Linked DNA regions of Homo sapiens: region 1 is linked to region 2. Evidence: chromatin loops called from intact Hi-C (ENCODE). Cell type or tissue: endothelial cell of umbilical vein. All regions are shown on one strand. Links, peaks and the distances in the headings refer to the core of each region. The heading gives the core; the rest is flanking DNA. Region 1 overlaps SLC37A2 (solute carrier family 37 member 2). Region 2 holds the start of LINC03136 (long intergenic non-protein coding RNA 3136).

Evidence for each region. Hi-C counts contacts between places; a loop is a spot of excess contacts. Peaks named below come from ENCODE experiments on the same cell type or tissue, not always from the same donor. Only the 100,000 strongest peaks of a DNase experiment are listed, where the experiment ranks them.
Region 1: a loop joins it to region 2, with 4 times the contacts of the local background. A loop is called at or near these places in 11 of 110 quality-filtered maps.

What each region holds. Positions count from the first base shown.
Region 1 is chr11:125,082,901-125,096,372 of GRCh38, forward strand. It overlaps SLC37A2 (solute carrier family 37 member 2), which reads left to right. Exons shown (of 18, transcript NM_001145290.2): 11 at 915-977; 12 at 1,334-1,419; 13 at 1,925-1,973; 14 at 2,166-2,239; 15 at 2,495-2,573; 16 at 2,677-2,774; 17 at 3,054-3,118; 18 at 5,219-7,616. The coding sequence ends at 5,234. It overlaps TMEM218 (transmembrane protein 218), which reads right to left. Exons shown (of 5, transcript NM_001258244.2): 5 at 11,489-13,472. Among named protein-coding and RNA genes, the nearest start is that of TMEM218, 22 kb to the right of the region's middle. RefSeq lists an enhancer at 1-826. In endothelial cell of umbilical vein, for the core only: a CTCF peak has its summit at 8,456 (motif pointing right); a DNase peak (open chromatin) is centred at 8,491; H3K27ac peaks cover 318 bases.
Region 2 is chr11:125,867,148-125,882,950 of GRCh38, forward strand. It overlaps LINC03136 (long intergenic non-protein coding RNA 3136), which reads right to left and starts at 15,708. Exons shown (of 2, transcript XR_007062935.1): 1 at 7,099-15,708; 2 at 6,209-6,538. In endothelial cell of umbilical vein, for the core only: CTCF peaks have their summits at 4,454 (motif pointing left) and 7,569 (motif pointing left); DNase peaks (open chromatin) are centred at 4,444 and 7,544.

The DNA of each region.
Region 1 (13,472 bases), core at 3,896-11,895, 780 kb before region 2:
TAGATGAGAAGAGCTCATTTGAAAAAGGATGTTTCATGTCCACCTGGCCTGGGTCTCTGCTTTTCCATAGGTCAGGCTGCTCTACCAAACAGCAGCCCACCCCGCCCTGCCCAGCCCCCAGGAGCCTCCAAGCTCCACCAGGGCTGAGGGCCTGTCACCCAGTACTGCTGCCCTCCCTCCCAGCCCTGGGGAGGAACAACAGTGCCTTGCCACACATTGTGCTCGCTCTGAACAGGATACTGTAGGAATTAGTCATGGCCAAGTTCAAGCCATAGCTTGCCCCGCAGCTCTGTCGGGGCCTCTCTCGTGACAGTGTGGAGCACTAGGGCAGCTTTGTGGACACCGTGACTCTTTGTTTTGTGGCCTTGGTGCTGACTTCAGAGTATGAGGCACCCTCGAGGGTGGGGCTACAATCTCAGCTTCTGGACATTCCTTTTTTAAAACATGGAGCCAAGGCCTGTGACCTGAGGCCCCTGTGTCCCTGCAAGTCTCCTTCCTGGCTCTGTGTATGAGCACAGCCTAAGGTAAACGGGAAGAGTTCCTAGTGCTGCTAGGGCCGGAGTGAAGCAGAGAAAGGGCTGGGCTGAGCTTCAGGTTGCGCTCCAGGGGAAAGGTGGCCACGGGACAGCAGGCTCGGGGGCCAGATCCCAGAGCTTGCCAGGGAGGGCTTGTTCTGAGAGGTGAAGGTCATCCTGCAGGGGAAGAGGGCAACACAGGACGGGACCAAGAGGGCGTCTATCCAAACTGCTGCATTCTCACCCTGTGGCCCTGGCCAGCCTGCTCCACAGGTCCCCAGCTCTTCCTCGGAAAAGGGGGCAGTGGTCTGGATCACGCTCTGCAGGGCTTCTAGCTGTGACACTCCAGGATGTTTGCCCCAAACCCCAGGTCTGACCACATACCTGTATTTTCCACAGCTCACTTTAGTGCCAAGGAGGCTGGGGACCTGTCTACACTCTTCGATGTTGGTGGCATCATAGGTGAGGCCTTGCCCTGCTCTGCCAGCAGGCTCCCTTCCCCTCTTTTCTTGTGGGGTGCAGGAAGAAGGGACAGGTCCGATGGGCTATGACCTGGGTAGGTGGCACCAGAGGAAAAATGGCTCCTGGGTTTATTCTCAGCTCTGATCCTGCCTGGCTGGGTGGGCCTAAGAAAGATGCCCTTTTGTTTGGTCTCCAGTAGTGATGGGCACTACAGGAAGGGGAGGGCTGTGGAAAAAGCAGCTCTGCTGGTTCTTGCTGACAGGCCCAGGCCAGCACTGGGGCACAGCTGGGGTGCCAGGCGAGGGGATGGCAGGGTCCTGTCTGGGAGTCAGTGCGTGAGTGGCTGTGTGTTCCAGGCGGCATCGTGGCAGGGCTCGTCTCTGACTACACCAATGGCAGGGCCACCACTTGCTGTGTCATGCTCATCTTGGCTGCCCCCATGGTGCGTATAACCCCGAGGGTGAAGTGCGAATGCATGTGAGCAGGAGCCTGTGTGGGCCTCTGGCCTATGTGCACGTCCACGCGTTACACACATTGATGTCGCTGTGTACGCGTGCACATGCATCATTGTGCACACACGGGGGAGGAGAAGCGAGGGTCAGCAGAGGCACCTTGGAAAAAGAGCCAGACTGCAGACTTTAGAGGGGGATTCATGACTCTTTGGCCTTGGTAGAGGAGACCGCCTCCTAAACTTCTTGATCAAGGAAAGAAGAGATTGAGGTTGAATCTGAGAGAAGACTGTTTGGAGAAAGGGAGATGATAGAGTACCACGTTTTAGACCGTCCATCCCTGGGACATTTAAAGACCAGAGAAATCTGCATAGGCAGGGGAAAAGGAATAGGATGCCCTCTGGGGTTTCAGGGCAGGAGATGGTTGTTGCAGACCTCAGGGCTCCAGGCCAGCAAAGGGATTCCGGGTGACTCTGCCTCTCCCCTCTCCTCTCTCAGATGTTCCTGTACAACTACATTGGCCAGGACGGGATTGCCAGCTCCATAGGTGAGGAGGAGGTTGCAAGTCCTGCCAGGCCAGGGGAAAGGCACTGCCTTGGGGGCCCCATGAGGCTGGCCCACGGGGGGCACTGACAGGTGGAGGGGCTGGGAGGGCTGAAGGCTGGAGAGTGCTCCTGCCTTGGGGTTGGGGCTGCGGGTGGTGCTGCTTCTCTGACTGGCTGTCTCTATGCTGTCCCAGTGATGCTGATCATCTGTGGGGGCCTGGTCAATGGCCCATACGCGCTCATCACCACTGCTGTCTCTGCTGATCTGGTGAGTGGGGCCACCTCCCGAGGGCCAGGGACCGTTCTGGGGGCTTGGTCAGGGCCACCATCTCCAGGTCCATTTCTCCCTGTCTCCCATCCCGCAGAGGAGAAACCGTCAAAGTCCTTCAGAACGCACCATGGGCCCCTCTCCTCTCAAGCCCAAACCCCAGTTACCACCTTCCCTGAGTCAGCCCCTCTCCTGTCCTGGTTCTGCTCATGCTGCTGCTCAGCTGGGCTTCCCCACTCCACTGTCTCTCTCCAGGGGACTCACAAGAGCCTGAAGGGCAACGCCAAAGCCCTGTCCACGGTCACGGCCATCATTGACGGCACCGGCTCCATAGGTCTGTGACTCTAGCTCTGTTGTGGGCCGGCCCCTAGGCATAGTGCCCTCCGGTGGGCAGGGGAGGTGCAGGACCCCTGCTCACGAGGCTGTGCTCCATTCAGGTGCGGCTCTGGGGCCTCTGCTGGCTGGGCTCATCTCCCCCACGGGCTGGAACAATGTCTTCTACATGCTCATCTCTGCCGACGTCCTAGCCTGCTTGGTAAGAGTCTTGGGGTACACAGATAGGTATTGAGGGATGCTCTGTCCTGCCAGACTGGAACCCTGGAGGTCCAAAGCGTTGGCCATTTGGGGTTCTGGGGCAATGAGAGCAGCTGCCCTTTGCTCAGAAGCACTCTCCCTCCCCCGAGTGACCCCTTGCCAAGTGGCAGCGTGTCTCTCCCCCTTCTCCACTGCCAGTCCACGGGTCACCCTGGTGCTGGGCACTCAGTGCTCAGTGCTAACAGTGCCCTCCCTTCCCTCTGTGCCTTGTGCTCCACAGCTCCTTTGCCGGTTAGTATACAAAGAGATCTTGGCCTGGAAGGTGTCCCTGAGCAGAGGCAGCGGGTGAGTCCGGGGAGCTGAAGCTGCCCCTCTACCAACCTCATTTCTCGTGGGAATCAGCCCAGCGCTCAGTTTCTCCAAACGCAGGCTGAGGCTCGACCAGCCCAGACCTGAGGAGCACTGAGCCAGTCCCTGGGTGGCCCTCACCCTGCTAACCTGTCCTCTGTTGTCCCCGTGTATCTCTATAGCTCTAGTATGGTCCTAACCCACCAGTGATAGTATTTTCCTCAAGTCCCATGACTTTTGTGAGTATTTACTTCGAGTCTGTGACTCGAGTGCCATTTGAGTGGGGGCTGCATGCAAATCCTCTGTCCTGCAGTATGACTTTTTCCAACTTTCTCTTTCTTCTTGTGGGCCAGTTGTAAAGACTTTCAACCTCAGCAGAGCATGGTGCTTGGGAAGTGTTTTCCAAGGGGTCTGAGATGCCACAGAGGTTGGTGGCCTCTTCCCTGAGGGACAGTGTGAGAACTTTGGACATGCCCTCGGGGACAGAGGAGGCAGAAATAGGGAAACCAGTTTCCCTCTGAGCTGCGACTGAGCTGCAAGTGCCTCCTGAAGTTCAGAAACCAAGGTCATCTGGCCCCTCTGCCTGGGGTATGCAGAACAAAAGCAACTACCAATCAAAGTCTCTGAAACAAATGTGAATCAAGCATGGGTGGCTGGCCTGGTGTGCTCTCTGCCTACTGTCTGGTGGTGGTGGATGTGGTGGTGGCATCAGCAGGTCAGTGGCTGAGGCTACACAGTGCTGGTGGTCTGATGGTCGGGCGACCCTCTCCCGCTGGCCGTCCTGAGCAGGAGCCTCGTGCTAACAAGGAGGCCGCTAATGAGCTGGCCGGAGCTGTGGACCTGGGCTGGATGGCAAATGTGAGGAGGAACCCCCGGGACATGGTAACCAGCACGCATCTGGGGACACACTTCCACTTAAGGAAGACACCACCCAGGGGAGAGAAAGTGAGAGCAGGAAGACACACAACACAGGAAGCACGCAGAGCACCTGTCCTGCCCTGCCCTGCCCTGCCCTGGAAGAGGGGAGCAGGGGGCTGGACTGCATGACCCAAAGTTCCTGTGCCTGTGCTCCTTGGAGCCAGGCCTGAGGGTGGGAAGGGAAGAAGAGCAGCAGAAAGCGAGGAGGATTTAGTGAGCAACTGCTCTGTCCTGGAATTGTGTCTGGCTTTAGACGTGTGAGCTTGCCTCGCAGCAGCCTCTCATTGAAGGTGAGAGACAGAGGCTCAGAGCTCGGGCACAGCCTAACACTGAAACTGGGCCTGGGGTTTGTTTGCTTTTCTCTGGACTGCCACCGCTGTCCCAGGCTGGTCCTGCTCCATGGGAGGCCTGTGTGTGAGGTGTGCAGTGATTTATCAGAGCAGACAGAGCACTGTGCTTGGAATCCAAAAACCCCTGGACAGTCCTGCTTTCTCCACTCACTCCATGAGACCTTGGGCATAGCACTCCATCAGACCCAGATTCTCTGAACCACCACATCTTTATGTATGAATGGGGATGCTTATCCCTGAATACCTGGCAGAATTGACCCAAGGCTGAGATAAATGGGATATGTGATATTGCTTTGTAAAGCTGTCAAATGTGGCATGAACATTGTAAGGTTTTATTTAATTTCTTTTTTTTTTTTTTTTGAGGCGGAGTTTTGCTCTTATTGCCCAGGCTGGAGTGCAGTGGTGTGATCTCAGCTCACTGCAATCTCCGCCTCCCAGGTTCAAGTGATTCTCCTGCCTCAGCCTCCCGAGTAGCTGGGACCACAGGCATGCGCCACCACGCCCGGCTAATTTTGTATTTTTAGTAGAGACAGGGTTTCTCCATGTTGGTCAGGCTGGTCTTGAACTCCCAACCTCAGGTGACTCACCCGCCTCGGCCTCCCAAAGTGCTGGGATTACAGGTGTGAGCCACCGCGCCCGGCCAGGTTTTAAATATTAATCTAGCTTGCTATTTCCTGCCTGAGAGGTGAAAGGGAGGCCTCATTACAGAGAACTGAGATGAAAGCAATGATGAAGGGACCCTGGGACCCTGCCTTTCCTCTCCCTACTCAGCAGGAGCTTATGAAGTCATCTCACTTTCTCTTCTGTCCCCCCTCTCCTCTTCATGCAGGTATAAAGAAATATGAGGCCCCAATTGGAACAGCAGCATGGAGGGTCCCAGTTGGGTCCCCAACGTGCTCCCCATGGGCAAGACAATGGAAACTTCCACAAGCAGGGAAGGCAAACCCTCTTTATTGAACATTAGCCAGCCCAGCCCAGACCCCAGGGCTGCCTAAGGACACAGAGATTCTCCATGGGAAGGGGACTGCCAAGCATGAGGAAATAGAAGATTCAGGGGCCTGAGCTCTGGAAGCTGCAAGCAAAAGGGATGGGACTAGGGCTGAGTTGTGTCTCCATTTTGATAAGGAAAGGATATGCTCAGACTCTTGCTTGTTCAGATTCCAAGACAGAAGGCTTCACAAGGCCAACGCCTGGAAAATGGGCATCTCTCCTTCCCATGTTAAGCTTTAACCTCTGTAATCTGCCTGTATCTATAGGTGGGCATCTCACTCCACCAAAGGAGCCCAGCCTCTCTTTGTCCCTCTATCCATGCAACAGTCTTCTCTGTGCATTTCCCCAAGCTGGGCCCTCTTCTACTCTCCATTTAGGCCTGTTGATAACTCCATTACCCGCCCATCACTGCTGTTCCTCCAGGGCCAGCACTCGGGCGAGGCAGGGGAGCTGCCTTCGGTACATAATTTGAAGGGGCACTCCCTCTTGGGCACATGCCGGCCCTGAGTGCCTCCCTTGCCTCACTCTGATCCTGGCCCCATAATGTCCTCAGTGGAAGGTGATGGGGGCCGGTGCTGTGGGGAGAGTAGAAAGAGGGGTTGGCATGACTAAAAATACCAGTATGTGTATTAAGTATTTTGAGAATGAAATGCCAAGGAGTGCCTACTATATGCCAGCTCTAGGAATGGAGTAGACAGTGGACACAAGAAGGACTTACGCCCTGAGCACAGGTGCCAATGGTGACAAGACTGGCAAGACGTGAGGGCATGAATGGTTCATTCAGGCAGCTGCTGCAGATGTGGTCACCTGGTGCCATCTGCTGCTCCCTTTTCCACTTTTCTATGTCCTCCTTCCACCCCAAGTCCCGGATCACTCGCTGTTTTCTGGCTAGCTCTTGGCATCTCCATCTGAGCCTAAAGTTGCCCACTGGCACCAATAGATTCTGTTTGACCTGCTGTGCCCATGCTCATCTTTGTCGGGGCTTGGCTTGGCAGCGAGCGAGGCTGGCATGGGGTGCTGAAGTGGGGTCTCAGTGAGGGGTGACAGCGTGCTGGCAGTCCTCACAGCCCTCGCTCGCTCTCGGCGCCTCCTCTGCCTGGGCTCCCACTTTGGCGGCACTTGAGGAGCCCTTCAGCCCACCGCTGCACTGTGGGGAGCCCCTTTCTGGGCTGGCCAAGGCCAGAGCAGGCTCCCTCAGCTTGCAGGGAGGTGTGGAGCGAGAGGCGCGAGCGGGAACCGGGGCTGCATGCAGCGCTTGCGGGCCAGCTGGAGTTCCGGGTGGGCATGGGCTTGGCGGGCCTGCACTCGGAGCAGCCGGCCGGCCCTTCCGGCCCCGGGCAGTGAGGGACTTGGCACCCGGGCCAGCGGCTGCAGAGGGTGTACTGGGTCCCCCAGCAGTGCCGGCCCACCTGCGCTGTGCTTGATTTCTCGCTGGGCCTTAGCTGCCTTCCCGCGGGGCAGGGCTCGGGACCTGCAGCCCGCGGTGCCTGAGCCTCCCACCCGCTCCATGGGCTCCTGTGGGGCCCGAGCCTCCCCGACGAGTACCACCCCCTGCTCCAGGGCGCCCAGTCCCATCGACCACCCAAGGGCTGAGGAGTGCGAGCGCACGGCGCGGGACTGGCAGGCAGCTCCACCTGCAGCCCCGGTGCGGGATCCACTAGGTGAAGCCAGCTGGGCTCCTGAGTCTGATGGGGACGTGGAGAGTCCTTATGTCCTGCTCAGGGATTGTAAACACACCAATCAGCACCCTGTGTTTAGCTCAAGGTTTGTGAGTGCACCAGTCGACACTCTGTATCTAGCTGCTCTGGTGGGGCCTCGGAGAACCTTTATATCTAGCTCAGGGATTGTAAATACACCCATCGGCACTGTGTATCTAGCTCAAGGTTTATAAACACACCAATCAACACCCTGTGTCTAGCTCAGGGTTTGTGAGTGCACCAATCAACACTCTGTATCTAGCTGCTCTGGTGGGGCCTTGGAGAACCTGTGTGTCGAAACTCTGTATCTAACTAATCTGATGGGGACGTGGAGAACCTTTGTATCTAGCTCAGGGATTGTAAACGCACCAATCAACGACCTGTCAAAACAGGCCACTCGGCTCTACCAATAAGCAGGATGTGGGTGGGGCCAGATAAGAGAATAAAAGCAGGCTGCCCGAGCCAGCATTGGCAACTCGCTCGGGTCCCCTTCCACGCTGTGGGAGCTTTGTTCTTTGCAATAAATCTTGCTACTGCTCACTCTTTGAGTCCACGCTGCTTTTATGAGCTGTAACACTCACCGCGAAGATCTGCAGCTTCACTCCTGAGCCCAGCGAGACCACGAGCCCACCGGGAAGAACGAACAACTCCAGACGCGCTGCCTTAAGAGCCGTAACACTCACTGTGAAGGTCTGCAGCTTCACTCTTGAGCCAGCGAGACCACGAACCCACTAGAAGGAAGAAACTCCGAACACATCTGAACATCAGAAGGAACAAACTCCAGACGTGCCACCTTAAGAGCTGTAACACTCACTGCGAGGGTCCGCGGCCTCATTCTTGAAGTCAGTGAGACCAAGAACCCACCAATTCCGGACACACCAGGACCACCAAGTGGGTAGGTTAAAGCTCATGACAGTGGGCACTCCTGAAGGGGATGCTCATGATATTGATGATGTGTGGGCAAATGGGGAGCTTAGAGCGCCACGCAAGATAAAAGCCTTGCATTTCCTGGGACGTTGTGGGCTGGTGCATTAGCCAGATACACACCCTTCCACACTGAAGCAGGCTGCACAGCGCCAATGGCAACAAACAAGGAAGGCTCCTCCTGCCTGCAGTCACTTCAGCTCTGAGCGCAGGAGTCAGCCAGGGACCTCCAAGTCCTCAGCCCACAGGGGCAAGAGCTATACTCTGGCCTTATGTTCAGCATTCAGGAAAGCTGCTCTCTGCTGCTCTTTGACATTGAGAATGAAATGAAATTAGTTATTCATTTAACTTCACATTTGGTCTCAATTAAGCTCAAAATGTTCTTCCTTAGAGATGCTCCAATAGCACTTGTAATTAAGGAGTTTAAGGAGAAGCTGTGTTGCTTATATGAGCCACTAGATGGTGACCCAATCCCATCATACAGCCCAGGGTGGGCTGTGGTTCCATCCTGCTTCCTGGAAGAGAGACAGGAGCCGAGGCCTCTTGACTTTTCAGACTTTCAGCTTGCTTTCTGCTTCAGAGGGCAGGGGAAGAGGAATGGTTCTCTCAAGGTCTTCTCTTCCCCAACTGCACTGCTTACTAACTTTAAGCCTGTTTCATCATCAGGAAAATGGTGACATTATCTACCTCATAGGATTGGTATGAAGGGAGACACATACTCAACACACTCCTGCCCTTGAAGAACTTGTCTAGTTAGGGGATAAATAGGAAAACACACGGAGACAGTGACTCCAGGTGAGAGCTATGCTGTTCATTAGTCCAGCCATGCAGGAACACGGCTGGCAGAAGGGCAATTCCGGGGGCAACGGGAAGAGTCCTTCTTCCTTATGAAGGCAGAATTCTGAGGACTTGGATGACTCATTTGATAAGGTAGTGAGGGGTAATGGAAGAGGGAGGAAGTTAACATGAATACTTATCCAACTCCTAGGATGTTAGGCCTTAGAGACTGAAACTGAACAAATGGCATTGGCTCCTACCAGCAGGTAAGTGTGGCACTAGACACATGCAAAAGGCATTGTGCGAGCTCAGGGTCTGGCCTCAGAAATGAGGACTTAGGCTGTGGGTAGGGAGTTGGAAAAAATACTGAAGGTTGGGGGAACCCCAGCACTGAGATCTGCCTGTCTGCACCCATCTCCCAGGTCCCAGGTTACTGGCCCTGTTTGGGCAGCTCTGGGCGCAGCCTGTTCACCACAGGCCTGGTACCTGCCTTCTCCCTGGGCCTCAGCACTCACTCACACGGGGCTAATGTAGGAGCATTACGTTAATTAGTTATTCATTTAATTTAACTTCACATTTGGTCTCAATTAAGCTTAAAATGTTCTTCCTTATAGATGCTACAATAGCACTTGTAATTAAAAAGCAGTAACTCTTTGTGTTTCTCCCTTAGAAATCCACTGGGAGGCTGGGCGAGTGTGTGTGGGGTGGCTGGGGGAGGAGGAGGAGGAGGCAAGAGGCAAAGAAAAGAAAGGGAAAGAAGCTCTTGGTCGGTCCTAGCACCATGAGGCCACCACTAAGACTGAGGCTGGCAGGAGGAACTCAACACATCCTGGGTGTCTGAGTGGGGGTGGGAGAGTTGCTGTTGGGAATCCTGAGAAGTGACAAAGGAGCAGACCTCCTACTGAAAGGTGTGGGGGTAGGGAGGATGGCAGATGGGGGTGGAAGGAGGCAATGCTTAGGGGAGAAGGGGCCCTATATTCTGTGATAGGTACAATGTGCCCCCATAAGATGTCCACATCCTAATTTTCAGAACCAGTGAGTGTTACCTTACATGGCAAATGAGATTTTGTATATGTGATTAAGGATCTTGAGATGGAAGGACTGATGGGGTGGACCCAGTGGAATCAAAGGGCTCCGGATGAATCACAGAGGGAGGCAGGAGTGTTGGGGATTGGCAGATGCTGCTCTGCTGACCTTGAAGACTGAGGAAGGGTCCACCAGCCAGGGGGACGGGGGCGGCCTCTAGAAGGTAGAAAAGGCAAGGAAATGGGTTCTCTCGAGGCTCCAAAGCCTTTCCTTTACCCCCTGAAACCCATTTCTGGTTTCTGACCTCCGGAGCGATAAATGTGAATTGATCAAAACCAGTAAGTCTATGGCAATCTGTTACAACAGTAATAGGAAATTGATAATATTCCCAGTGTAAAACTGGGGTATGACCAATTTAACGGCAGGAAAATAACCACAGGCAAACAAAAGAAATCTCCAAAGCTTAAAACAAGTGAAGGGGCTGGCCTCATAGCATTTAGGCACAGCATAAGGGCTACTGTGTGACCACCTCACCCAAGAGTTCTCCAAGGGCAGGACTTGGACCAAATGCACAGACTATATCATCTCTGGCATGATGTGATGTAAACCATTAAAAACACACTTTCTCATTCTGTCTGTGGCACTGAGCCTGATTTCGATCCCAGCTCTCATTTCTTTGGTGGCAGGAAACTGAGAAAAGAGGGTGGGGGGGGTAGGGACTCAGAATTTTTTTTTTTTTTTTTTTTTTTTTTGCATAAACAGTCACCACCAATAATCTGCTAGGGACAGAGATCAAGTAGAAAACAAAACAAAAATTCCTGGTGTGTGGCTTTGATTCTGCCATTGGCACCTCTGAAAACTGGCCCAAGTCTCAACATTCCAGCTGGATGGTGCTTACAAGAGAGGCGGCAGTGTTCTCAAAACTTGAAAATATAGTCTACTAGCAGCTCAGCTGTTTAGTATCTCTGAGCAAGGGGACAACCAAAGTCTAACAGCAGAGACCTGCCAGAAACCCTGGGCTAATGGGTGAAGCTATCTCTGAGGCCTGCGTGCCTGTTCACGCTTTTCCCCAGACTCCTGCTCAATTCCTAAGATTCTGGTTTTTCCACCAGACTCAGCTACTTTTCCTTGGTATTTCTGTCAAGTGGATTTGCATTGCCTGCCCTTGTCCCTCCTTTTCCTTCGAGTTTATCCTATGGAGCAACGCTCTATAACAGACAGTAGTCAGGCTCTTAGACTCTAGAGCCAAACTGCCTGACTTTGGATCCTGACTCCTGTTTACGCCTACCAGCCCGTGCCTGTTCCCCATCTGTGAAGTGGGGATATTAAGAGTACCTACTTCATAGGGCCGATATGAAGAAGACATAATACTTACAACACACTTAGAAAAATGCCTAGCACATGTTTGCTAAATGTAACAAAAATTGTTATTTTGACATGTGGAACCCTAGACTTATTTCCAAGTATTGGGATGGAACTAGAGATTAAAGGTTGAACTTTATGAACTATAAAATCTCTTCCAATCCTGAGTTCTTATGCTTCTATGAGGATAATCAACACTTTTCTAGATTCGTTTCCATACAGTTCTGATTCTCACATCTGGAAATTCATTTCTATGTAACAGCCAGATACTTAAAGGTTTAAGCAAAGGAATTATGATTGAATGTTTGTTATTCATACTAAAATGATCATTAGAATCCTTTAATGAAACTTTTACCTTTTTGGATATGTGTTAAGAAAATGTCAGGTACAAACAGCTAAGAAACAGTATTAACCAATGTAAAAATAAGGAGTTACTTGAAAGTCAAAAGTGATCTTTCAACTATTTGAGAAATGAGATGTCAGGAATCCTGATGTCAAGTTGGAGCCCCACTTCTAATTAACTGTGAAACTTTTTAAATCCCTTGTCCTCTCTGCCTGTTTCTCATCTGTAAAATAATCACAGCAGGTTTCTTTACACATTGAGCAAAAAATAAACCAGAAACACTTCAACTGCAACAACCATGAAATAGAGTTGATACTAAAGTTTCTGTTAAATAACAGAACAAAAAATGGATTGCTTTATGTTAGAATAAAAACATTTAAAAATAAATTGGATGCCCTCCTTCCAGGAAGCAGTGAGGAAGACAGTCTAGACACCTTACAGCCTAGTTCTTCCATGGGCTTACTCCACCAGGACTAGTGCTTTACACCCTACGGGCACACAATATATGCTGAATGAATGGCAGGATTCGAGAATGAATGGCTATGTACTCCCTAGTCCCTGGACATTGGTATGGTAATTCTGATGCAGTTTTACATTAAATTTACATTGTACACAAAGAATGGTAGCTTTACTTCCATTTTTATCAGTGAAAAATTTAAGGAACTTAACAAATTACCCATTGTGATCTCCATTGTGGGGATAGGGTGGTATCCTCCTAATTCAGCTTTTGTCAGGATACAATTTTAAGACGCCACGAAATAACCTATTTTCTTATATAGAAACCCAGATTTACTCTCCCTCTCCACCTTCTAAACAGTGGGGATCACCAGTCTGCCACAGGATCCCCTCTGGGTAGGGAACAGTAGAGGGAACATGTTCTAAGGCCACTGATCACAGAATGGTTCTGAACACTAAGATGACTTCTGTCTGTATTTAAGGAATGACCTCTGAGCCCTGTCTCCAAGAAGGCCATGAGCATACAGGGTACCATAACAGACATTGACTATAGGGTTATCCCATGCCAAACTCTCAGTGAAATCCATTTTGAGCCCTCTCAGCCTTCTACGTCTTATCCCAACCCTGCGGGGCTTTTTTTGCATAACTGCATTGAGTATGCAGGTAGAAAGAAATCTATCATTCATTTCACCACAGCTGGTAATTATAGACTCCAGGTCTGTAGACTGTAGGTCAAGTCAAGCTGAAATAAACTTTGCACAGGGTATTTTTTTTTTTTTCCTAAAGCCAATCTTTAACATATATGCCTTTCATTTACATCAGGCAAAAAAACAAAAATTAGAAAACAGTAGTATTAAGGATAGAATTTAGTTTCCAACCTTAATACACTTTCCTCCATCTAAATAGTCACCCAAAACCTCATAGTTATTATCCATTGATCTAATAGTTGAATAACTTTTGGGGGGAATAAAAAAGATGGATTCATGGTCAGGAACCTATAAGAGTTTTCCCAGAGTTACTTTTTTAGCAAGGCTCTCAGAAGAAGGTAACAATTGGCAGCTTGTGCTTGTTAGGAGCCAAGCTTCCACTTGGGCTGCAGGGAGACTCACAATAGCATGAGGCCCCCAGCTTGTCTCAATTCCCTCAAGACTTATGCATTCTTTTTTCTCTCCCTCAATCTGCTTAGAGGATGTTTCTTCTTTTCTTACCTGTGTGCCCTAGGCCAGATTAGGAAACTATTTCCTTTGAAGTTTTCTGTACAAAGCCTTATCTGCAAAGTTTTTCCAAACTAAGTAAGATAAAGGAAATGGTTCAATGTAGGGATAACTATACCTGGCCCTCACCAGCCCATGACTCTCAGTGGTTACCTGTTCTCTCTTCTTGGAATTTAGAGCTTAGTTGCCTGTGGGGTGGCAGGACTGGGTAACTTCTCTACCCTGAAAACAGAATTGAGGAGAGAAAGTGAAGGAACAGTGTGGCCTTAACCTACCTGAAGCTCTCAATCAGAG
Region 2 (15,803 bases), core at 4,271-12,270:
CCATCTCTACTAAAAATACAAAAATTAGCCAGGCGTGGTGGCAGGTGCCTGTAATCCCAGCTACTTGGGAGGCTGAAGTCTCCAAGGAACGCTAAGTTTCCTCCTTGTCGTGACAGACATGAAGTGAACTTAGTTTCGGGAGATGGAGGCTGGATGGCCCTCAGGGGCTGACCCATAGGGTGTCGAACTTTAGGATATAGCAGAGAGAGAGCTTGACATGGCTTGTTATCCCAGGCTGTGGAATCCTGGAAAAGAGCTACCATACAGCCCATGTCTGGTCGACTGGAGGACCATCCTAGTGGAAATGGGACAATCTGGGCCTCTGGCCTGCCGTGGGCACAAGCATAACAATTCCTTCTGTTTAAAGTGTGGACAGAATGCTTGATCCATTCTAACCAGGCATTAGCATCTTTATATCCTGTCTCAATTGCCAAAGTTCGTTTATTAGTTTTCTTACATACCAAGCAACTATCTGTAACTTGTTTGGCCAGGGTACAAATTCCTATACACCCATAACCTCTGAGAACTGCATCACACAAGGCCTGGGGTCCCCAGTGGGTCCCTTGATGTAGTTGGGATAAGATTTCCTTCATCATTTCTCTCTGGTCTGGCAATATCCATTTTGTGTCTGAATTCTCTTTAGTGCCTATTTATTAGTTTTTATTTTTCAGTGGAAGAGAAAATGGGGATTACGGTAGGAGGAGGAAGGTAGGGAGTTAAGTGGAAAATAGGCGCTTTAGAGGAGACAGCAGCCTGTTTGGCATGTGATCTGCTAGGTTATTTCTTTGACTTTCAAACGAAAGGCCTTTCTGGTGTCCGGGAACATGGACAATAGCTATGTCTTCCAGCAACTGAAAGTTATTCAATACTTGGGTGATTAGCTCCTTGTGAACAAGGTCTTGACCTTCACTATTAATGAGACCTCATTCAGTCCAAATTTTTCCAAATGTATGAGCCACTCCAAAGGCATACTTAGAATCGGTATAGATGGTTCATTCCTGGTTCTGTAAGTACTTTAAGGCTTGGCTGAGTGCAAACAGCTCATATGTTTGAGCAGACCACTTATTAGGCAATTTTCCTGACTCTATTTCTACAAGAATTTCTCCATCAATTACTGAATGCCCACTGTGTCTTTTTCCCTCAATCACCCAGGAGGAACCATCTATAAACAAGTGTCATCCTGTCCTGAAGGGAGTTTCTCCTAGGTCTGGTCAGACTTTTGTATGGTAATCAATTAAATCTAAACTCTTTAGATTTGGATCCCCTGTTAGGAAACCTGCTAGGTTAAGTGAATTATCAGTGGTTAATGTTAAATCATCTTTTTCTAACAGAATGGCCTTATACATTAAGATTCTTGAGTCAGTAAGCCATCTCCCTGCCTTCTGGTTTAAAGCAGTTCTAACTTGGTGAGGCGTACTGTCAATTTTCCTCCAAAGGTTAACTTTCTACTTTCTTCAACTAATACTGCTGTAGCAGCAATGGACTGGATGCATTGAGGCCATCCACAAGTAACCAGATCTAAGACTTTTGGCAGAAAGGCCATGGGCTGCCGACAGCCTCTGTGTTCTCGAGTAATCACTCCTAATGCTACTCCATTGTTCACATTGACAAAAGGTGGAATGGCTTCTCTAGGGAAGGTAAGGCTAAAACAGGGGTGGTTATGAGTCTTTTTTCAGCTCTTCGACCTGATCAACTTCCTCAGGAGTCCACAGGAGATGGTCAGGCTTCTCCTGGGCAAGTTTTTGATATAACAGTTTACTGTATAGTGCATATGTGTCAATGCGTAAGCAGCAGTATCCAATTAACCCTAAAAATTTCCTGTGTTTTTGTTTAGTTTGAGGCAAGGGTAGGGGCACGATTCACTCAATTCATTCAGGCCCTATTCTTCACTTGCTTGCACTTATTAAGTGGCCTAAATATTTAACGTCAGGCTCTACATACTGAAGCTTTCCTTTTGAGACTCATAGCCCCTTGAACTGCAGATGGTTAAGAATATGTGTAGAGAAGTCAGTTACCTTCTTTAGATCTTCGCCAGATATAAGAATATCATCCATGTACTAGAGCAAGCATATTTGCTTTGGGATGACCACTTTTTCTAACACTTGTTCTAAAATTTGGCCAAAAAGATTAGGGGAGTCTGTCTTGGGGCAAGACTGTCCATCGAGGAGATGGACAAACAGAGGAGTGAGCAGCCCCTGAATCAACTAAAAAGGTGACAAGCTCATGTTTAGGTCCCACCTCCAAATTTATCAAGGGCTCCTGGTGGGACTCAAGATAAAAGAGACAGAGCCCCTGACTCCCCTATTCTTCCTCAAAAGTCACGAGTGGAAGGGCTTCTTTCTCCTTTCTTAGTTCGGGACATTCTCTCTTGAAGTGACCTGTTCTTCTGCATTGGTAGCACCTATCTTACACTTCCTCCCTCTCAGTTCTGGGATTCTTTGACCTTGCTCCCCCACACCCTTTAGGGGGCCTGATAAACCCCTTGGTCTTAGTCCTCCAGATGGAGGCTGGGTCCTTTAAAGGAGGGTTTGGACCTTTTATAGTTTCTGGCTCCCTGGAAGTTCTGTTTAAAAGTACATGGGTTTGGAGCCATCTGTTGGAAGGTGGATAACATAAGTTTTGTCTTTTGTTTCTGCTTTTCTTCGTCTCTCCTCACATATATCTTTTGAACTTCCCTGAGAAGTTCCCTTAGGGGCCGGTCTACCCAATTTTCTATCTTTTGTAATTTTTTTGAAATGTCTGACCAACTTTTAATGACAAATTGGAGTTTTAACATTCCTTGCCCAAGGGGATCATTCAAATTGAAGCCTGCATATTGTCTCATTTGCTCCTTCAGTCTGTCTAGGAATCTCATAGGCCCTTTATCCTTTTCCTATTGTATATCAAATGCTTTAGAAAGATTTTGGGTTCAGGGTACTGATTCCCGAATTCCTTTTATTATCATCTCTGTTAGGTCCTGCGTGTTTTCCCGGTGATCTGCATTGTTATTGTCCCACCAGGTGTCTCGGGCAGGGAATTTCTGTTCCACGGTAGGAACGTTTTGACCAGGAGGATGCTCATGTTCCCAAACTACCATAGCAGCCCTATGAATCCTACTCCTTTCTTCCCCTGAAAAGAGGATGCCCAAGATGGACATTAACTTGACCCAAGTATATAACTGAGGTCTTAAGAATTGATCAATTTGATCTGACACTCCATAAGGGTCATCTAATGGTGGCTTAAGCTCCTTTTTTAAATTCTGGACTTCTGAACTGGTTAAGGGAGCATTTATAAAGCCAATGGCTCCCCCTCCTTTTGGTACCTCTTTTAAGGGAAAGAGAGTCAAGGCTGACTCCTTAGGTGTGGAGGGAAATGGGAAATTCTGATTATCTTTTTTACAATGTTCTACTTCACACTGGAGTCCTTTTAGAGAGGGGTATTTAGGTTGGGAGAGAATAGGCTCTTGGGACGGTAATTCCCAAGAGTCAGGGTTATAAGAAGGAGGGATAACGTGAACAGAAGAAGGATTTGGAATGGAATCTGAGGCGGCAGCAGCTGTCTGAGGGGAAAGATTGGGGACACTGAGCAGGCATAGATGGTCTAGGGGGTCCCATGAGCTGGAGTCTTTAGGCATGGGAACTGGCTCCTCTGACTTTTCATTTTGAGGTGCAAGATTGGGCTCTTCCCTAGTTGTTTTTAAGGAAAAAAGGACAGGTCCCTGCCTCCAACAAAGACCTGTTCTTCTTGAGAAACTGGACTTTTATCATTAACATATTGAATTAGAAGCTAGCACATTACATTCTCATTCCACCCAAACTTTGGCCAGAAGATTGAGGGTTTGAGGATAGGGCCCTGAGTCCAAATAAAACAATAATATTTTATGGCCGGGCACGGTGGCTCACGCCTGTAATCCCAGCACTTTGGGAGGCCGAGGCGGGCGGATCACGAGGTCAGGAGATCGAGACCATCCCGGCTAAAACGGTGAAACCCCGTCTCTACTAAAAATACAAAAAAATTAGCCGGGCGTAGTGGCGGGCGCCTGTAGTCCCAGCTACTTGGGAGGCTGAGGCAGGAGAATGGCGTGAACCCGGGAGGCGGAGCTTGCAGTGAGCCGAGATCCCGCCACTGCACTCCAGCCTGGGCGACAGAGCGAGACTCCGTCTCAAAAAAAAAAAAAAAAAATAATAATAATAATAATATTTTATCATTTGTTGTTTCTTCTTGTGTTTAGTCCCTTCATTATCCTTCCAGTATTTTAACATGAGATCTAGGGGGCTATCAAGGGGAATATCCTTATTACCATCTTTATCCTTCTTGCTCCTTGTCTTGCTTGGGGTATTTCCCACATTGGGTCCTGGTTAGGCTCAATCTCTCGTATTAGAGATGTCTCACCTAGCCTTCTCTGGAGGCTTGCTGGGGCTATTAGACTCAATCGCTCATATTAGAGATGTCTCGCCTTTCCTTTAGCCCCACCTGCTGGAGGCTCCTTGCATTCACGCACACTTTCAACCCCCAGAATATCCCCACCACCAAGGAAGTATTTTGTTGTCCCTGCGACATTTCTTACCTTGGTCTGTGCACAGAGTTACCTGGTCGCAGTTGTATCTGAGGATCCTTTCCCCCAAGTCGCCAGCTGGTTTCTTTCTGCATTGCTGAGAGTCTGGGTTTATTCATCACACTAGGTGGGTCTTGATTCCTTACCCCTGAGGCCACTGTAACAAGGCAGCGGGCATGCCTCCTCACGGGAGAGATCTAGACCCTCCCCAGAAGAGAATGGGAATCCTGGATGAGCCCTCAAATTTGTATTTGTATTTCAGTGCTGCAAAAGAAACAGCACTCGAGCATAAATTTTCTCAGCAAGGCAATTTACTTCTGTAGAAGGGTGCATCTCACAGATGGAGCAATGGCAAGAGCACACCTGAACAAAGAAGGAGAAGGGGGTCTTATCCCTGATGCAGGTAGCCCCTACTGCTGTGTCATTCCCCTGTTGGCAAGGGTTGAACCACACAGTCTAAGCTAATTCTGCCTGGCTATTTTAAAGAGAGCAGGGTTATGAACCAGAGTGGTGGGGTGAGCAGTTTTGGTGGGAAGGATGGTTACAGAACAGGTGACTAAAGGTGACTCAGGTCAAAGCAGGTGACCAGAGGTGACTCAGGACAGAGCAGGTGACCAGGAGTGACTCAGGGCAGAGCAGGTGAGCAGGGGAACAGATGTGAACTACTGATTAGAACTGGTGTAAAAGGTTGTTTACTGAAACTAGAGGCAAGGAGATGAGGAGAATGAGGAAGTTAAACTTTAAAATGGAGAACAAAGAACTGAACATACTGACATACTGATCCTTTGAAGAGAAATTTAGAATTCACTGTATTTAACATCAGCAAACCAAATTCAACAACACATTGAAAAGATAATACACCACAATCAAGTGACTTTTATACCAGAAATGCATGAATGCTTCAACATTTGCAAATCAACAAATAAGATACATCACATAAACAGAATTAAGAACAAAAATCATATGATCATCTAATAGATGCTAAAAAAGCATTTGATAAAATTAAGCATCCCTTTATCATAAAAACCCTCACCAAACTAGGCATCAAAGGAACATAAATCAAAATAATAAGAGTCACATATAATAAACTCATAGCCAACATCATACCAAATGGGAAAAAGTTGAAAGCATTCCCTCCAAGAACTGGAACAAGACAAAGTTGCCTACTTTCACCACTCTTATTCAACATGGTACTGGAAGTCCTCACCAAAGCAATCAGACAAGAGAAAAATATAAAAGACATCCAAATTAAAAAAGAGGAAGTCAAATTATCCCTGTTCACTGACGATATAATCTTATATTTGGAAAACCCTAAAGACTCCACCAAAAATCGCTTAGATTTGATAAATGAATTCAGTTAAAGTTTAAAGATACAAAATTAATGTACAGATATCAGTGCCATTTCTATACACCAGTAATGTTCTAGTCAAAGATATCAGTCAAAATAATATTAATAATTTTTTAAAGTAAAACCTTCTGCTCTAAAAAACATACTGTTAAGTATAAGAAAGGACAAACTATAGACTGAGAGAAAATATTTCCCAAAAAGGACTGAATATATTTCCTGACTATGTAATAAATTATATATTTATATATTTATATTTAATTTATAAAACTATTTTTATATAATGAATTATATATTTCTTGAATGTATAATGAATTCTCATAACCTAATAACAATAAGACAAACACCACAAAAAAATTTATTTAAAGGGAATAATATAGGCGTTAAGAAATTATTTAGGCAGATAGTGAGGGTACAGGAGTCCTTGGTAAGGTTTTTCTTTTAATAGAAAGCAGCCCCCAAATCATTTCTTTTCTAACAGAAAGTAGCCTGAAAAATCAAGCTGCAAGCATAGATAAGCAAGCTGGAAACTTGCACAGGTGAATCCCGGCAGCTGTGCCAAAAGCCAGGTATATACAACAAATAGGTTTTCTTCTCCCTTCTCCTTGTCGCCATGTGTGTGGGTGTCATGGCACCGGCCAGGTGGAAACCACATCTGCCTAATAAAAGAAAGATTAGGGTGGGATGGCCAGCCTCTTTGTGGACTATGTAAATGGCACACTTGGTCCAACTAAATCCCTAGGCCCTATGTAAATCAGATACTGCCTCCTCAAGCCCTCTATAAAACCAGCCGCTTCCCACCGCAACCCGGGAGATCCCTTCGGAACCCCCTCCCTCTGCACAGGGGAGCTTTCCTCTTGTTTCTTTCACCTATTAAACTTTCTGCTCTTAAACCCATTCCCTGTGTGCCCACATCTTTGTTCTCCTTAGCGCGAGACAACGAACCTCAGTTATTTCCCCAGACAGACAACACCACTTCATTGTGGGGACTCGCCCAGGATCAGAATCAGAACAGAAGGTATATTCATCAGAGGGGTGAGTACAGGCGCAGAACTTAACTTTCAACTCTGTCCTTTCATTTGGAGGCTCTCGGCCTCCATCTTAAGTTCAAACAATGGGCATCCTATAGCCACCTAAATGCTAATAGGGCGGCCGCCATGCGGGAAGTCTCAGATGTTAGGCTTGCTTGGGAGAACATGGAGAACTTCTCAATACTCACGGATCATTGGGAATGTTGGCCATGCTTCTCGAACCAGTTTTCTCTCACGGAGGACCTAGCCGTCGCGTGGGGCTAGAAAAGGTCCTGAAGCAACTGAAGATTTCTCGCCAGGACTACACCCTGGTGTTATCTGAAGGCTTCTGGACTGACCCCACCTCCAACTGCCCGGCTGGGTGTCCGCAACAGGATCTACAGCTGTCCTATCGCAAAATTTCCTCATTTCCTATCCGCAAAGGCCATGTCTCCTATCCTCTCTGTGTATGCAGTGTTTGAGAATTTTTACAGTTCAGGAAAATAGTCCTGTTAGGAAAGATTAGCGAATGCCATAGTAACTGAGAATATAGCACAAGGGAATGCTGTTTTCTGTCATTTTCTAGGAGCAAAGAGCCCTTCTCAATAAGCATTTCTCCCTCTACCCTTCCTCTGGGAAGCGCACGGTATTTCTAGGTCAACGTCGCCACCTAGTGGAATAGGAATCCTCTCCATGAGGCACAGCGTTGGTCCATTGCTGTAACACTCTAGCCTCCCAATTCTCCTCCCTTTTTGCACCCCTATACTAGAGACCAGGCTTTATGCCCCTTCTGTGAATGCGAAAACACTGCCTTCAACAATTAGGAGTAAAATGTCCTCCAAAGCCAAATTTTAGTTCTGATACTGTCCCATCAGCAGGAAAACAGCCATTAGGTCCCTACGTTCTTTTAAGGCACACATTCTGCCCCCAGTTAAAACAGTACTTAATTAGTAAGGAGATTTTAAATCCAGAAGTTCACCAGAACCATTCTCTAAGGGTAAACCATTCTCTAAACACCTGAGATTGGGTAATTTAGAAAGAAAAGAGGTTTATTTAGCTCATGGTTCTGCAGGCTTGGAAGTTCAAGGACATGGCCACCCTGGCTTCTGGTGAGGGTGTCATAACATGGCAGACAAGGTCAAAAGAGAAGAGAACAGGTACAAAGAGAGAAAACCTGAAGAGCATCTGGGCTTTATAACAACCCACTCTTATGGGAACTAATCCATTCCTGTGTTGCCAGAGTGAGAATGCAAAGCCATTTCATGAGGGATCCACCCCCAAAACCCAAACACTTCCCACTAGGTCCCACAGCCCAACATCACCACATAGGGGATCAAATTTCAACATGAGTTTTGGTGGAGACAAACAAACCATATCCAAACCATATCCACCTTATACAAAAATTAACTCAGGATGGATCACAGACTTAAATATACAAAATGTAAAACTATATAAAACTTTTAGAAAAAAAGGAGAAAATTTGGGGGATTTGGAACTAAGTAAAGAGTTCTTAGACTTGCCACTAAATGTATGATCCATAAAAGGAAAAATTAATTAATTGGACTTAATAAATTTTAAAAGCTTTGCTTGGTGAAAGGCTCTATTAAGGGCATAAAAATACAACCTATAGACCAGGAGAACATATTTTCATACCACCTATTTGGCAAAAGACTAGTATCTAGAATATATAAAGAACTCTGAAAATTCAACATTAAAAAAATAAATAATACAACTGGAAAATTAGCAAAAGACATGAAAACAGTTCACTAAAGAGAATATTCAAATAAAAAATGCATGAAAAGATTTTCAACATTATTAGCTACATTGAATTTAATGTAGATTAAAACCACAATGGAATGTTACTACATACCTAGAGGGTGGCTGAAATTAAAAACTGACAACACCAAATGCTGGTGAGGATGCACAAAAACTGCATCATTCATACACCACTGATGGGAATGTAAAATGTACATGAAAATAAATTAGTTTGGCAGTTTCTTTTAAAACTAAACATGCAACTACCATGTAGCCAGGCAACTGTACTCTTGAGCATTTATCCCAGAGAAATGAAAACATACTCACACAAAAATCTGTATGTGAATGTTTATAGTAACACTGTTCAAAATTGCAAAAAAAAAAAAAAAATGGAAATAATCCAGATGTCCCCCAGCGGGTAAATGTTTAAACAAACTGTGATACATCCAAGCCATGGAATACTGCTCAACAATGGAAAAGAACAACAACCTGGATGAATCTCCAGATAATTTTTTGAGTGAAAAAAAAAAAATCCCAAAAAGTTCTATACTGTATGATTCCATTTAAATAGGAAGTTAGGGTGGAAAGACATTGGGTGTGGATATAAAATGGCAACATGAGGGAACTTTGTTCTTTATCTTGACCTTATCAGTGTTAATATCCTTGTGTGATATTGCACTGTAGTTTTGCAAGATGTTACCAGTGGAGGTAATTGGATAAAGTGACAGAGGATCTCTTATTTCTAAAAATTTAAGAAGTAAATCAGATACAAAGAAATATGATGTAAAGAAAACCTCATTCACGAGTTCATGTCCTTTGCAGGGACATGGATGAAGCTGGAAACCATCAGCCTCAGCAAACTAACCCAAGAACAGAAAACCAAACGCTGCATGTTCTCACTCATAAGTGAGAGTTGAACAGTGAGAACACATGGACACAGGAAGGGGAACATCACACATGGGGGCCTGTCAGGGGGTGGGGGGCAAGGGGAGGGAGAACATTAGGACAAATACCTAATGCATGAGGGGCTTAAAACCTAGATGACGGGTTGATAGGTGCAGCAAACCACCATGGCACACGAATACCTATGTAACAAACCTGCACATTCTGCATATGTATCCCAGAGCTTAAAGTAAAATTCAAAAAAAAAGAAAAGAAAAGAAATACAAGAAAACCTCACTCACAATCTGGCATGTCTAGTCTTCCTTTTATTTAAAATAGTTGATTCTCAATCCTGGATGTTGTAACTCCCACAGTAGACTTTTGGTGATGTCTAGAGACATTTTTGATGGTCACAATCGAAAGAGTGCTGCTGCATCTAGTGGGTAGAGGCCAGGAATGCTGCCAAACATCCTAAAATGCACAGAACAGCCCCCATAACAAAGAAGTATCAAGACAAGGCTGGGCGGGTGGCTCACGCCTGTAATCCCAGCACTTTGGGAGGCCGAGGCAAGTGGATCATGAGGTCAGGAGATCAAGACCATCCTGGCTAACACAGTGAAACCCCGTCTCTACTAGAAATACAAAAAATTAGCCGGGCGTGGTGGCGGGTGCCTGTAGTCCCAGCTACTCGGGAGGCTGAGGCAGGAGAATGGCGTGAACCCGGGAGGCGGAGCTTTCAGTGAGCCAAGATTGCACCACTGCACTCCAGCCTGGGCGACAGAGTGAGACTCCATCTCAAAAATAAAATAAAATAAATTAAATTAAATTAAATTAAAAATAAAAAAAGAAGTATCAAGACAAAAACGTCAATAGTGCTGAGGTTGAGAAACCCTGATTTACAACATTAATATCTTTCACTCTGCATCAACATTTACAACATCTGTCCCTCCCAAATGAGGAATCTCATTTATTATTAGTAATTTCAGGACAGGAACTAAGTGAAATAAATTACTAAGTGAAAGGTAGTAACTAAATGTTCTTCTTCTGAGGGATCCCAAGGCTAAAATTACCAAAAATGAAAATAAAGCAAAATTAATTCAACCAAACTTGATTTTCATTGTACATGTGGCAATACTAGATGTTATGAATAACAACAAATGTAAGACATATGGTGCCCCAAAAAGCTTAATATTCTTGAGAGAATAAGACACATATACTTGGAAAAGTAATAACAGTAAGGCAAATTGTGAGTAAAAATGCTTAATATGTAAGTAAGAATAATTGAGAAAAATGAGTTGGCCTTTAAAAAATAGATTTAAGAAGAAAAGAATTTTAGAATGGAAGCAATTAACAATATCTCATTTAACTATTGATTTTGTAGGTGAAGTAGCTGAAACACAGACTGACTAACTTATCCAAATTATGAGAGCAAATTACTGAGACCAGAACTTTAGTCTCCTGATTCCTGATCCTTTGTTGCTGTTTCCTGTATAACACACTGCCTTTGTGATTGCTGGAAAGACATAAACAGAGAAGGCCGTGTATGACTATCAGTGGAAATGTACATCATCTCTTCATCATCATCATCATCATGTAGCAATGCTAGATGTTGTGAATACTAGATGCTGATTCTCAATCCTGGATATGTTGACCTCACGGTGGACATTTGGTGATGTCTGGGGACATTTTTGATTGTCCATCATCATCAGAGCTGACATTTGAGTGTTTAGTAAACATACTGGTGAAGGGTTCACATTATGAAATATCAGAAAGTAAGATTGGAAAGGAATGAGCATCTCAAGAAGAAAAGATAAGACTAAACAGAATAGTAACAGTCTCGATCTAAATGTTGTAGATGTTAAATGACAAATAAAAGCAAGTGCTACAAAAATTTCAAAGATGGTCAGATTCCGATGGCTTAAGGGTAGTTAGGCAGGGCTTGGTAGAAGAGGTGAGTTGGAGCTGAGAATTCAAGAGCTCCACAGGATTTGGAAAGAGAGGAGAGGTCAATCTAGATAAAGAAGGCAGTATAGGGCACAGAGTTAAATAAACCAAGTGGCTTTCAGGACAGCGAAGAAACAAAACTAGCTAGAGTAGAGGACTTGAGTAGAGGGGAAATAAGACTGAAAAGGCACGATGGCTCCAGATTGTGCAGGAACCCAGGCAAACTGAATTTACTCTGGCAAAGAGAAGTCACTGCAAGTGCTTAAGCAGAATAACTTGATTAAAGTTTTAGGAAGATTCATCTGGCAATGACGTAGGATGGATTGAGCCAAGAGAGATATAAGGGAAGGCAGGGAGCTATTCATCTAATAAGAGTAAGAATAAAGAATAACAATACTATACAATATCTATAATGTATTTAGTTATTATTACTTGGTAGACACTGTGCTAACATGCACTTTTTAATTTAATTCTCATCACAACCCTACAAAGGAAATTGAATTAGTGAACATTTTTTCCCCTCCACTCTCACATACCACTCAACACAACACTTCCCACACCACATGTGTGGGAGTTATTTCCCCACACACCAAGCAATCAGCTCTGCAGTGGACATCAGCTGGGTGTCTTCTAGTTCAATTATGATTCTATATACTTGGAAATAGGGTCAAATCCCACAGGTTGAGGGCTCAGGCCCGCAAGAATTCCCCCCGCTTCAGATGCCAGTCACAAGTAGTAGACTGTCACCCATACTTCTGACTGACCAGCAATAAATTGGGAGCCCCTACAACCCCCTCCTTAGATTCAGTTAACTTGCTAGAGCAGCTTACAGAACTCAGGCAAACATTTTACTTACATCAACTCACTAATTACGGAGGATATTACAAAGGATACAGATGAACAGCCAGCTGGAAGAGGTACATAGGGCAAGGCATGTGAGGGGGGTATGAAGCTTCCATGCCCTCTCTGAGCATGCCACCCTCAAGGAACCTCTATATGTTCAGCTATTCAGAAGCTCCCCACAAGCTATCCTTTTAACTTTTTATGGAAACTTTATTACATAGGCATGATTGATTACACTGGTCATTGGTGATCAACTCAGTCTGCAGCCTCTCTCCCCTCCCTGGTGGCTGGGAGATGGGGCTGAAAGTCCCAACACTCATCATGCCTCGGTCTTTCTGGTGACCAGCCCCCATCCTGCAACCAGTCATCTCACTAGCATTCAAAAGCCACTCTTATCATTTAAGAGATTTCAAAGGTGAGATTTCTAGCCTGGGTGAGATGTTGTCCAGGCTAGAGTGCAGTGGTGTGATCATAGCTCACTACAGCCTCTACCTCCCATGCTCAAGTGTATTATCCCCATTTTATAAGTGAGAAAATTGAGTCAAAGAGATGCTAAGTAACTTGTCCTTATCACAAACTAGGGAGTAGAGAAGGCAGAATTTGTACCTAGATAATATGACACCATAATATGAGCTTATATTCTGAACTATGCCATGTAAACAAAGTATGGGAGGCCACTGTTTGGACTAGCTTCCTGCACGAGGTTCCAAGAGATCAAACCAACCAGAATGAAGTCGTTCACATTAGGTGCCACATAATCAAACTGACCTCTGAAACAGGCCAGTTTTCCAAAAACAGAAGATTCATAGCAGCCAATCAGGAGTACGGATTACCTAAGCTAGCATGATGAGGATGTTCCCTGTTTTAACACTATAAGGAAAGAAATTTTGAACCGACCAATCTACTTTTTGTTCCATTTCTGCTTTCTTCTACCCTTTTCTGCCTATGAAGCCAAACTCCTCTGCTCACTTCATCTGAACACTCATTCTATTTTATAAAATGAGGTGTTGATTCTGGAATCACAAATAAAAGCCAATTTGAACTTGAAGCTAAATTTGCTGTAATCGTATCTTTTGATAGTCATGTCCTCCCATATTATTAAATGTGTTACTGAAAGAATCCAAGAATGAAATAATTAGGACTGAACTAGTAATTAGTAGCAAAAAGGAAATGGAAAGGAGAGAAATAAAGCTGAATAATGTAATGTTTGTTAGAAAAATGGGGATGAGAAAGAGTAAAAAATGCTTAAGTGTTGGGAGTGATTAATACCACAGATAGAAACAGGGGAATCGCAAGGTGAATCCAGAGAGGAAAGATGAGTAATAAAAATTTCAGATATTTGGGAGGCCGAGGCGGGCGGATCATGAGGTCAGGAGATTGAGACCATCCTGGATAACATGGTGAAACCCCGTCTCTACTAAAAACACAAAAAAATTAGCCAGGCGTGGTGGCGGGCACCTGCAGTCCCAGCTACTTGGGAGGCTGAGGCAGGAGAATGGCATGAACCCAAGAGGCAGAGTTTGCAGTGAGCTGAGATTGCGCCACTACACTCCAGCCTGGGCAACAGAGCAAGACTCTGTCTCAAAAAAAAAAAAAAAAAATTCAGATATGTTGCATTTGGGAAGATGAAAAGACATCTATGTAGAAATTCTAGAATACAGCTAAGGTAGATATTAGAAACTCAGGAAAGAGGTAAGGATTGGAAATACAGATTTTGAAATTACTCCACATAAAATGGATAGTGGAAGCAACAAAACCATTAAGCTCTCCAAGGTTTAAAAAAAAAAAAAAAAACGGAAAGGATCAATACTTGGGGTACAGCAATAGTTGAGTGGCAGAAAAGAGGTGGGAGGAGAGCCAGGACAGGGTACTCTCAGAGTTCCACGAATGAGAGTTTCAGGAGAAGGCAGTGAACACACTTGGTATCACACAGGCTGCCTTCTTTCATTCTGCACTTTCTCCCTGGAAGACTTTATTCTTACCCTTTACTTAAACTACATCCACCTATATGCAAATGAGTCATACATCCATATCTCCAGGCCATATGTTTCATCTAAGCTCCATGCTCAGTCCTCATTCTTTTTTACTTCTTAAAAGTAGGCTAAGTAACTTGTCCTTATCACAAACCAGGGAGTAGAGGAGGCAGAATTTGTGCCTAGATAATATGATACCATAATATGAGCTTATATTCTACCTACTTTTATCTCCACCTGGAAGTCCCCAGGGTATCTCAAATTCTACATGCCCAAAATCTAACTCTGCCTCTCAAAACAGTTTTCTTCCTGTATTCCCTATCTCAGAAAACAGAATCCAGCTGCACAAACAGGAATCCTATGAATAATCCATGACCTGCCTCTCTTTCACATCCCAACCCCAGTCAATCCATTTCAAGTCATCATGAGTTCTAGCAACTAACTATCTCTATCCCCTTCTTGAAATCTCTGGCTATTATCCTCCTAGCCTAAACCACCACAGTCTTCCACCTGGAATAATCCAACTATCTCCCACTTGGACTTCACATACAATCTTCTCCTCTTCAAATCCATTCTCCTCAGTGCTGCCAACAGATAATTTCAAATGCAAAACTGAATATGTAGCCCTTATCTGACTAATTAGCCATGCCCCAACCCTGCTTAAAACACTTCAGTTTCTATAGCTCTTATCAAATCTCTTGCCTTGGCCTACAGGACCTGCATGATTTGACCCCTGCCTATCTCTCAGTCTCATCTCTACCATTATTTTCTTTGCTGGTCTTTCTGTTTCTTGACTCTTCCATTCTTATAGACCTTTGAGTATGCTTTTCCCACTACCTAGCAAACTCCTTTCACCCTCTTCACTTCCCTCCACGTCCTTTCACCTACTTATCCTTCAATTCTTGGTTCAGTGACACTATGCCAAATCTCCCTATTATTAAATGTTCTCATTGAACCATTTGCCTTTCCTTAGCATTGAACACAACTGTAATTTTATAATACAGTTGCCTCTTGAACAACACAAGTTTGAACTTCACAGGTTCACTTATACGTGAATTTTTTTCAACAAAAGGCAATGGAAAATGCAGTATTTGAGAGATATGAAACCTGGGTATACAGAGGGCCAACCTTTTCATATAAGTGGGTTCTGTAGGTCTAACTTTAGGACTTAAGTATGCATGGATTTTTGGTATATGCAGGGGCCCTGAAACCAATACCCAGATTATACTGAGGGACAACTGTAATTTGTGATTGTTTCATCAATGTCAATTTCTCCTATCAGACCAAAAGCTCCATAAGGGCAGAAATTGTGTCTTTTTATTCACTATCAAATCACGAAGACATAGCACAGCACTTACAACAGGTGTTCATTAAATATTTGCAGAATTGATTATCAAATACTTTTTTAAATTTTTTATTTATTATTTTATTTATTTATTTTTTTTTGGAGACAGAGTCTTGCTCTGTCGCCCAGGCTGGACCGCAGTGGCGCCATCTCCTCGGCTCACTGCAAGCTC